2 separate regions of the Homo sapiens genome follow, and region 2 is linked to region 1. The links are chromatin contacts, found by Hi-C or POLR2A ChIA-PET in ENCODE. All regions are on one chromosome and are shown on one strand. The core of a region is the stretch at or near the end of the contact, and the rest is flanking DNA. Distances in the headings are between cores, read along the strand shown.

What was found. A loop is a pair of places that touch in the nucleus more often than their neighbours do. ChIA-PET counts read pairs that join two places held with the same protein, here RNA polymerase II (POLR2A). Pooled maps may share reads with other maps.
Region 2: a map of heart right ventricle shows a loop between it and region 1 (7-fold over the local background). The contact joins two enhancer-like sites. A Hi-C loop is called at or near these places in 4 of 168 maps with a recorded cell type or tissue (MCF 10A, Panc1, adrenal gland and 1 more), 3 of 37 single-sample maps with no recorded cell type and 3 of 50 pooled maps. POLR2A ChIA-PET finds 5 or more read pairs at or near these places in 4 of 52 experiments (BJ, CD4-positive, alpha-beta T cell, H1 and 1 more).

The regions. Positions count from the first base shown.
Region 1 is chr1:147,584,149-147,589,504 of GRCh38, forward strand. All of the region lies in intron 1 of BCL9 (BCL9 transcription coactivator), which reads left to right. Among named protein-coding and RNA genes, the nearest start is that of BCL9, 45 kb to the left of the region's middle. Within about 2 kb of position 3,208, at least 4 of the 41 ENCODE cell types and tissues checked have a DNase peak (open chromatin) inside an H3K27ac peak, as active enhancers do.
Region 2 is chr1:147,644,697-147,650,345 of GRCh38, forward strand. ACP6 (acid phosphatase 6, lysophosphatidic) reads right to left here. Exons shown (of 10, transcript NM_016361.5): 8 at 5,447-5,542; 9 at 3,550-3,715; 10 at 1-2,870. The coding sequence ends at 2,727. Among named protein-coding and RNA genes, the nearest start is that of ACP6, 23 kb to the right of the region's middle. Within about 2 kb of position 4,400, at least 3 of the 41 ENCODE cell types and tissues checked have a DNase peak (open chromatin) inside an H3K27ac peak, as active enhancers do.

The DNA of each region.
Region 1 (5,356 bases), core at 1,958-4,457:
GTGATTCTCCTGCCTCAGCCTCCCAAGTAGCTGGGATTACAGGCGCACGCCACCACACCCAGCTAATTTTGTATTTTTAGTAGAGACGAGGTTTTGCCATGTTGGTCACACAGGTCTCCAACTCCTGACCTTAGGTGATCCGCCCTCCTGGACTTCCCAAAGTGCTGGGATTACAGGTGTGAGCCACCGCACCCAGCCGGATTCATTTTTATATTTGCCTCTTTCATCCCTCTGTAACTTTTTTTTCTTCAACTCTGGCCTACAGAACCTCTGGAATTATTTGTTTTATAGTATGAGATGAGGATCTTAAATTTTCTTCCAGACAGTAGAATTATTATTCCAATGTTATTTGTTGACTAATCTTTTTTTTAATCCACTTATCTGTGATGTCACCTTCATCAATTCCCAGTTATGTTCAATGGTGTATGTGTCTCTTGTTTTTGTTGCTGATTCCTTGTGGATGTCCACCTTATTGTTCCTGATTAGGCCTACACAGAATACAGACCCTGGCTGGATTTTCAGACTTATGTCTTGTGTGCGCCTCCCAGGTACTACTCCTTTGCAACTGTAAATTTCAGTAGCATCTTTCCTTCTTTTGGTCAATTTGTCAGGAATGCAGTAGAAGTTTAGCTCCTAAAGTACACAAATGGTAAGGAACCTTCCTACTAAACAAGAGATGAGGGCCAGGGCCGGCCCTTGCACATAGGTGAACCATGAACCGTGGTTCTCATTCATAACCACTCCAGGTGACAAAGGCTCTATTTGTAACCTCGGAGGTTGGAGGTTTTCTGGCCAAATAGCATCAACCGGCATAAAAAGAGCAAATCTCTGGAAGGGGCTCCCAGAAGAGCTGTTACATGATGCACAGCCCCTAACCTTCTGTTAATGGCTCACCCCAACCCAACCTTGGTTCATAGTGGAGTTATTTCATTTACCAGGTGTGAAAATTGGATTTTACCACAGAGGAGGGGAGTTATTACCTATCAGGTCTGCTCTTTAGGGGAGCGGAGATTGTGGTGGGATTTATTAAAAGAGATTTGCTATGCATGGAACATATAATTAGAGATGTGTTCCTTTAAAACTGGATTTATAATCTTTGTCATTTTAGAAATGCAGTTTTTTGCCTTCTGTTTTTCTGACAGCCTTCTTTTCCATGTAGGTTGCACACAACCTACCTAGGATCTGAATATTTTATATGGCACCATTCTGCCAAGAGACGGACCTCAGGGGTGTGACATGTGACAAAGAGTACAGCTTGGGGGGATTGTGGGGATTGCCTGTAGTATGGATGCTGATATTAGTCACACAAGATGCTAACGATGGGGAGGGGATGATAAAGTAATTTTCATGTTAATTAATTGCTATGTAGTCCAGGCCTCGGTTTCATGGAGGTATTAGGGTCATTCTGAGACCCTCTGATGAGAGTACTCTTGAAAATCGAGTTCAGATTTAATTACCTGTTGTTAGAGGCTATATAAGACAACCTCAAAGTTAGTACCGGTTAACTACACCTGCTTTTAAAAAAGACACCTTGTTTATTATTATGGTGAACTGGGGGTGGCTGAATTTATTATTGTTTAGCATTTCTAGCACACTTTGTTCTTGCTGAGTGCTTTAAGCGTTTTTATGTATTTATATTGGTTGCTCTTCGCAGCACTCCCAAGGGATGAGTGGGTGATAAGTTTTATTATCACCTGCTTTTCCAAGGAGGAAACAGAAGCTCCTAAGAGGAGAAGGGACTTGCCTGGGTTTATAGCTCAGAGCTCCTGCCACTTTGTTAGGGGATCCTCAACAAAATGGTGATAAATTCAGCCCTTGCTCTGCCTGCTCTCAGCCCACGAGTACCACCTGTGCTCCATCCTGTATCCCACTAACTACAGTGGGATGCAAAATAAAAATCATCACTATTATTGGCCTCTCTGTGCTTGGCACTTTATCTCTCAACTGATCACCTTCCTAAACTCACCTTATTAACTCTGCTTTTCTTTTAAAAGCTCTGCCGTTTTCCCCACAGCCCAGCTTAGCTCCCTAAAGTCATGTGTGACTCAGCCTTTCCACCCACTTCAGTTGCCCAGGGAGCCATGTAGATTCTGCCACCCAAATGTCTTACATCTGTCCCTTCCCTATTCTTCCCCCTCCCACTACCAAAATTCAGTCCTCATTACCCCCTACCTGGACTACTGTAATAGCCGTTTAACTGGGTCCCCACACTTTCCATCCTAAGTTCTTCTGTCTGGTAAACCTTCCTGAAGTAAGGCTCTGATAAATACCACTCTCCCACTGGGTCCGTTCTCAGGAGCCTTCCCATTTAAGTGCAGATTCTTATCCTGCACTCAGAGGTCACCTTCCTTTTTGGCCTTCTCGCCTACTAAGCCACTGAACAACTTTACTGCGCATCAAGAGCTTGGCTAGCAGGCGCCTGCCGTGAGCAATTCTGATTTGGCGGGTCTGCTCCGGGGCCAGGGGACCCGCCCTTAATAGGCCTCCATGTGATCCCAGTGCTCGGGACCCTATGGACCACACACTGCTCTCGCAGGCTTTTCCCAAGCCCGTAGTCTTCAGCCCCTGTGCCCGGCTATGCTGTTCTTTTACCCTGAAACGCTCTCAGCCCCCTCTCCACCTGTAGAAATTTTTCTCATGCTTTAAGGCCCAGCTCAAATATCTCCTTCGTGAAGCATTTTCTGATTGTTCCAAATGGATAAGATGCAAACTCCTTAGCCTTAAATTTAAGATGCTCTGTTTTACAATTCCAGGCCCATCTCCTGCCTTCCTGCCTGGTTCCTCCGCTATCCCTAAGCCCACCACACCGAAATGGTTCTCAGCATAGGCCCTTTACACATACCTCCTCCAGGAATGTGGTTCGTTTTCTCTCTCTTTCTCTCTCTCTCTATATATGTATATACATATCTCCTCTCTCCCCACCCAACCCCGTCTCTCCTAAACTTACCCTGCTAGACCCGGCTCATATGTCACTTACTCCGTGCCACATTCATCACAACGACAGTCTTTCTAGACTCTTCCCCGCCCCCATAGCCGCTAAGTCACTCCCTCCCCTGTGCTTCTCCAGACTTTATACGCCCGAGAGAACCCAACGACAGTAGCTTACTTGTGGTTTATCTGTTTAATTTGAACACTAGGCAGTGAACTTGGCTCAGGCTGTGTTCTGAGGACCTAGCCCGGAGTCCACAGGCAGTCAGTCCTTCTAGAATGCACGCATGAATGAATCTCTTGCTTCCCAGCCGCCCCTCCCCCGGAACAGGCTTTGCTCTTTGCACCTCTGCCGTTGCATTTCTCTTCCTGTCTTTTTTGTACTTGTTTTACTCACCGTACTAGATTGCAAGCCCCCTTGAGGGGAGAAACCTCGTGGGATTTTGCTCCCTATTCCCAAGTCTGGCTCCTTAACCATGGCAGGAGGTCAATAAACGTTTGTTTAATTGAGTTGTAGGATGTTGTGCCCAGCTAGCTGCTAAACAACCTCATTTAAGGGGTTAACTAATAACACTCAGAGAAGTTCTTCTCCTTAGGGGGCATTTGCATTTTAATGGGAATCTTAAAAACCCAAAGGAAATGTTCTCTAATGGTGGGATTTCAGGCCTTGTAGTGAGGCCTGTGTGTGTGTGTGTGTGTGTGTGTGTGTGTGTGTGTGTGGTGTTTGATGGGGATTAGGGAAGAGTTCCTCCAGCCCAGGGGTATTTCAACTTTTCTGTGTCATGGGCCCCCATGAGCAGTCTCGTGAAGCCTATGAACAGAATAATGATTTAAGACACATAAAATAAATTACGTAGGTTTACAAAAATAGGTTATAATGAAATATAATGATCTAAATATTAAAAACGTCAAGTTTGTGATATAGTAATATGTGCTTCTTTATTAGAACGTTAATTAAAAAGTCTACTGGCAGGTCTTATAATTATTGTAATGTCATAGTGATGACTATAAGCGGTATTTGGGATATCTGTGATTCTGCTGGTTAAAAAGTCATGAGCTGCTCATACCACCTTGATCTGTTGCCTGGATCCATAATTGAAGGAAATGATAATTTTCAACTAGAAGTTAGTGGAAGCAAAGATGTATTTTTTTTCTGCATCCAAGTTCTAGCCCTAGTTTCCGTTGCGGACCCAGGGTTAAGAGGCCTGACTTGGCTGAACCCTCAATATGATGTGGGTGGTCTTGAAGCCAGTGCCATTTTGGATCCTAGGCTTCCTTTCCTACTCTCCACTACTTTGACCTTAAACTCTCAGATTCTTATTTTTTACCCTTTATTTAACAAAAAACGACAGTATACACTTACTTCATTTACAGAAATATGAAATAAGGTGAAACAAAAAGGATTGTTTGGGTTCTCCCTCCATCAGCCAAGGCATCAAGATGTCAGACTATGGGAGAAAGAGAGGCTCGCTAGTTTCCTAGCCTGGGAGCACCCCCTCCCAGAAGTGCTATCCATGGGGCGGGGTGGGGCGAGGCCAGGAGGAAGAGGAGGATTTGTCCCAAATTCAGAGGTGGGAAAGCAGTTGCAGAATTTACCTGAGAGTCTCTGCTGGCTCTTTCTAAATTCAGAAGTCAATATTGGGACCAAAGAGCGTGATTCTAGGGGTGGTCCAGCATCATATCCATCTTGGTAGTTAGTGACTAAGTGAAATATTGCTTTTGAGACCCTGCACTCCCTAATGCTGATGTGATTTCTAATTTAGGTTAAAGTGTTTGTGCAGTTCTCTTTTTAAACCCAAAATACAGGGAACATATTCAATCCTTTCCCAGTTATCTTTGTGTATTTTAGTCATTTAGAGGCAATTTTCCTCCAGGCAGATTTACCCTACTGTTTGCCATGCCTTGGGGCTTATACCTCTGCTCTCAGTGGATGCATGCTTGGAGGATATCAGTGAATTTTAATATTAGCTGGACATGTTGTTACCAGGGTGAGCACCATATTAGCCCAGGCAAACCATCATCCCTGTCCCTAATGGTAGTGACACTGAAAGCTTTACCCTTGACATCTTCCTTTTCTCTTGCATATGTTTTCCTTTGGTGAGCTCATTCATTTTCCTGGCTTCAGCTCTCACCTCTGCACCTCCAGCCTGTCCTCTCACCTGGCAAGACATCTCCGTTTTGGTGTTCAGTCACCCATAATTCTAAAACTCGACCTCTTTTGTCTTCTACAAATCAGCTTCACTTTTCCAAAACACAGCTTTATTGAGGTATAATTTACAAACCATAAAATTTACCCATTTTAAGTGTATGATCTATTGATTTCTTGTAAATTGACAGTGTTGTGCAACCAACACTAAAATCCACTTTTAAAACATTTACTTTACCCCAAAAAGATCCCTATACTATTTGCAGTCGATCCCCATTCCCA
Region 2 (5,649 bases), core at 3,150-5,649, 62 kb after region 1:
AGGGGAGTCAAGGGCAGTTCTAAAGTTCTTGGCCAAAGCAACAGGGTGAATGGTGGTGTCATTTACCTAGATGGGAAAGCCTGTGGAAGGAGTAAGTTTGAAAAGGCACGGAAATTGAGAGTTTATTGTGGACAATGGGAAGTTTGATACCTATTGTATATCTTAAACATCCAAATAGAGACATTGATTAGACTGTTGGAAATGAGACTGGGATTCACAGGGAAAGGTCTAGGTTGAAGGTATAAATTTAGGAGACATTGTGTAAATATTTAAAACTGGAAATTCTTTTTTTTTTTTTGAGATGTTATTTCTCTCTTGTTGCCCAGGCTGGAGTGCAATGGCACGATCTTGGCTCAGCACAACCTCTGCCTCCTAGGTTGAAGTGATTCTCCTGCCTCAGCCTCCCAAGTAGCTGGGATTACAGGCACATTGTACTCCATAAATAGACACATACAGCCTTCCGAGTAGCTGGGATTACATCACATTGTACTCCATAAATATAATAATTTTATAAAATTATAATAATTTTATAAAAATATAATAATTTTTGTATTTTTAGTAGAGGCAGGTTTAGTGGAGACAGGGTTTTGCCATGTTGGCCAGGCTGGTCTCGAACTCCTGGCCTCAGGTGATCTGCCTGCCTTGGCCTCCCAAAGTGCTGGGATTACAGGCGTGAGCCACCGCGCCCGGCCTCAAACTGGAAATTCTTGAGATCACCTAGTGGGTGAGTGTAGGGGAAAAGGTGGAAAAAAGGTCCAAGGAGTAAGCCCTGGGACACCCCAACACTTACGGATTAGAAAAAGGTAGATTCAGCAGGAACAAAGTCGAGAAATTGGAGGAAAACCAAGAAAGCATTTGTCGAAGCCAGTGAAGGAAATAGTCTAGGAATACTGATGAGAAGCTTAGTAAGAAGAATGAAAACTGGCTATTGGATTCACCACACAAAGGCTATTGATGATTTTGACAAGAGCAGTTTCCATGGAGTGGTGGGGGTGAATACTTAATTGTAGCTGGTTCATGAGAGAACTGGAAGGGAAGAATTAGAGGTAGCAACTCTTTTGAGGAGTTCTGCTATGAAGGGGAGAAGGAAAAGAGAACAGCAGTTCAAAGATGCAGAGAAAAAAGTTTAAGAGATTTTACAGCATATTTGTATTGCTAATAGAATAATTGGTCAGGAAAAAAATTGACAATCCAGAAAAAAGACACTAGGAGTCAATGTAAAGCTAGAGGGTTGGGCTTTGATAGGAATAGTGTTGGTTCATTCTTAGTAAGAGGGAGGAAGGAAGGCTATAAAAGCACCAATGCAACTGGGTTAGCAGATTTGGTGGTTGGGTGTTGGGGGATGTGGAAGTTTTCTTCTGATCTCTTTTAGATTCTTAGTAAAATAGGAAATACAGTAACCAGCAGACTGAGGATGGGAAGGGGATGCTGAAGATTGAGGATAAAGATATGTGAATAGATTAAAGAAATAAACAGGTAGTATTGATAAAACTTAACTGATTAGACATAGGAAAATGTGAGACAAAGAAAACAAAGACAGATTTCTGATTTGGCAACTGGGTGGAGAGTGGAGGTGTCTTTCATTCAGATAGGGAAGTGTGTGGGAGAAGCAGGTCTGGGAGGAGGGGGGTTTGATTCTAACATGGAAAGTTTTGTGCCAGTGAAATCCAAGTGGATAAAAGTGTCTGAAGCTCAGAAGAGAAACCTGAGCTTGAGATATCTCAGCTCCCTGATCTGGAAGTTGTCAATATTAAGATAGTAGGAAGTGGAGAGGCTTTTGTGGTTGCTGTTTTCTCTGAGAGGTAAAGGGACTGGTGGTTTGAAATCAGAGAAGGGTTGAAATAGATTCTGGAGAAGAACAGCAACATTGACAAGGAGATAGGGGGATCATCAGGTACTCTTAGGGGGCACAGTTAAAGGTGGAGCTCTTATGTTGAGTAGTTCCAGCCTTACCATTGCAGAGCCCTGGGGCCCACATTTGTTTCTGGAACTAAAACCACCAGGGGCCCAGTGTCCTTCCTGCTTCTTCCTGCTGAGCCTCCACATCAGGGTTCCATCTCACCACCCAGCAACGTTCCCTGACCTTGAAGCCTATCCTTTATCTAAACGCAACACGCTTTCATCCTTGCTTTCCTGGTTAACTCCTACCCACCTTTCTCTACTCAGATCAGGCCAGGACTTTTTCAGAAGCCTTCCTTGACTGTTCCCCACATCCCCTGCCATGTGAGCAGGAAGTTTCTTCTCTATACCCAAATAGCCCCTCAAATACCTATTACAGCATAAAACATACAGCACTGTATCACTGATTTACTCGGCTGCCTCTCCCACTGGACTGCAACAACTTGAGGGCAGAGTGTTTTCACCTTTATAATGATCACTACTTAGTAGGTAGCTCAATACATGTGAAATTAATATAGGAGAAAAGAACTAAAGTCCAAAACCGACACAATTCTACAGGGTCATGATGTCCCCAGCCCGTGTCACACAAAGATGCTTCTAACCTTAGAAACCAACTCACAAAATAGAGAAATATCCTTTTGGTCTCAATATTATACCCCTTTTCCGTTCAGGAAGAAATCTTAGTAAACCCACAGAAAGGAAATATCCTTACATTATATTAAAGTACATTACCCCTTGCTCTCTCCTCTTCCCAAACACACAAAGCAGGAGGCATTGTATAAAGGCACTTTATTTTAAAATCAACACATCCTGCTTTTATAAATCAGTTACTCTTCATTTCCAACTTCCATCACCTGAGTTTGAGAGCAGAGTGCGTGGTATTTTTCTGGGCTTAAGGTATAAACTGACATGGCATTCAAGAACATGTCCAGCGGGCAGAGCCCATCAGGGCAACCTCTCGGCACCTGCTCCTGCAGAAGAAACATAACTCAGCAGGTCCGCCGAGGAACCTGTCCTTCTGCTATTTCCAGCTAAGCCCAGAGATCTGAGAGGCTCTGATCCATGTGGTATACATGTGCATACATATTACAGACAGGAAGGCCCCACTACCCGGTGAGCTTCCAGAATAAAAGCACTATGCTCTGCTTGTAAAAGTCACTCAAAAAGTGTTGAATTGACTGGGAAGAAAGAGTCGAGTTACATCCCCGAGCTGGGAGAACCAACAGGCTCATCCCTGGGGCGTGCTCTGGCCTCTGCCCTGGACCCCAGCCCTGATGAAGCAGCCAACACCACGGGTGCTAACAGCAGCACACATCACCTCCCAAAGATACCACCAACAATCTCCAAAACAGGTCTCACAGCCAGGAGGCGACATCCTGACAGGGACGCTCAGGAGAAGAGGAGGGGGACCCTGTTCCTAGGAGTCTGTAACAGAACTGGGATAAGGCTCAAGCCCCATCCTGCCACCATCTGTCAAGTTCTGCCTGACCCCTGGGCCATAGCCAGGAGTTGCCCTATAGGATTCAGAGAGCTGACTGTGCCAAGAGAGACTCCACTGGGCCTGAGGAGGGAGACTTGGTGCTAACTCAGGTAGGTGGGTTTTGCAGGAGGGTGCCTCACCACCACCCAACCCCACCTCAGGGGTATTACCTTCCCGTGGTAATAGAGCTGCACAAACCACTCCTTAGATTCCAGGTGCTGGTAAAGTTCCATGGTCAGGTCAACAGCAAACGGTGGCCATTTGTGGTCAAAAATCCCCAGGGTCATTAAGAGCGGTATGAAGGTCACATCATGAGCCGCATAGAGATACAGCTTTCTGCAAGAGGAAACAGCTCTCCACAATTCTCTGCCTCAGGACTCTGAAGGTCAGGATGTGGCCTGCCTCCTTTACGTAAGACACACTTGCCTCAGAAACTAGGTGACATCTAGAAATCAGCTGAGCCTGGTATAAAAGTCCTTTGCAGTAGATCGTGGGAAGAACCCTTGTTCCCACTCCCCGTGTCTTCATGAGGAGGGTCCCCGCCAGAGAAATTCTCCTGGCCTCCTCCTTGCCACCTACTCACTCCTCCCTGGTGAGTTTCAAAGAAGAAACTGAGCGTGTGTGGCTTAGACCCTACCTCTCTTCTCTCTTTGGGTCCTGCCAGCCTACATGAATGCCCTTCCTACTCTCAGCCATGGGATGAGTTTAGTAGGGCTCCTTGTTGGGGAAGCTTGAAGTTTTGGGGTATTAAGTTTATTTCAAAATAATATTCACAAGCCCATTTGGCCCTCAGCACATTCTCCAAATGGCTTTAATCTGTAATAAGAATGCCATTTTAATCTACATCTGCCTGACACCAGTATCCATCTCTTAGGAAAGACCAAGGATTTTATTTATGGACCCCCATCCTAGAAGACTAGCATTGGATCCTGTGGTGTTCTAAAGATCCAAGGCAGAAGGTGGCAAGGTGGCAAAAGCCAGAAAAAATGTACTGTCATTGCAGGTACTGTGAAGGACAGGAAATGGTATTCACAAGATTTGCTATTACAAATCTTGGCCCAAAGTTCCTGTTTCAACTCACTGTCTCCTATTCCTCTTACGCCATCATGAGTTTCTAGCTGTGATACCACAACAGTGCTTCTCCAAAATTCAGGTGACTATCAATCACCTGGGGATCTTGTTAAACTGCAGATGCTGATTTAGTAGATCAGGCTGGAGCCTGAGAACCTGATGAGTTCTTGGGCAACGGTGAAGCTGTTTTCCTGCAGAACGCACTTAGCAAGTGCCTAGGACACATAATATTCCACAGCCGTAGTCCCAACCTTGGATTCAAGGCTCCAAAAGTGGCAATGGAGGCTCATGAGCTACTTCCAACATTTTTTTTTTTTGAGACAGAGCCTGGCTCTGTCACCAGGCTGGAGTACAGTGGTGTGATCTTGGCTAACTGCAACCTCCGCCTCCTGGGTTCAAGCAACTCTCCTGACTCAACCTCCCGAGTAGCTGAGACTAAAGGTGCGTGCCACCATGCCCGGATAATTTTTGTATTTTTAGTAGAGCAGGGTTTCACCATGTTGGCCAGGATGTTTTCAATCTCCTGACCTCGTGATCCACTCACCTTGGCCTCCCAAAGTGCTGGGATTACAGGCGTGAGCCACTGCACCTGGCCACTTCCAATATTTTTAAATGCCTTATGGATATCATACCTTCTTTACACTCAATGAAAGTGGTTCAAACTACACAATCCATTAAGCAATTTATCTTTGTTTTGGACTATTATCATATCAAATCAGTGTGACATCATAATTGGCTACTGTTTGACATATCTTCAATTAATAAAAAAAAGAGAGAGAGAAAGCAAAAATAAAATTTTCAAAACATGGTAGGAGGGGTGCAGCAGGAAGAAAGGTTAAAAGATTGTGAACCTCTTTGACACTTGAGGCCTGTTAAACATCTACCTTCGGTCACTGACAGCCTGGTTCTTGCCTCACTAAGATTTGGGTTCCCTCCCTACAGCCAGAAGTTCCCACGGCCCTTAGCTGCACAAAGCAGAGTTGCTGTGCCAGGTACCTGATCTTGTCGGGGGCAGTGGCAGAGTCCATGGCTTTCAGCAGGTTGCTCTCTAGGATGTGGAGGAATGGGCCTACTGCCATCTGAAGACTTTCCCTGTGAAAAGTGAACAACATTTAAGCACCTAGAGGGCACTCAGCATTCAGGGGACACAGACTGATTCTGCCCCCAGGACCTCATGAGTCCAGACAGAGCTGAGAAAA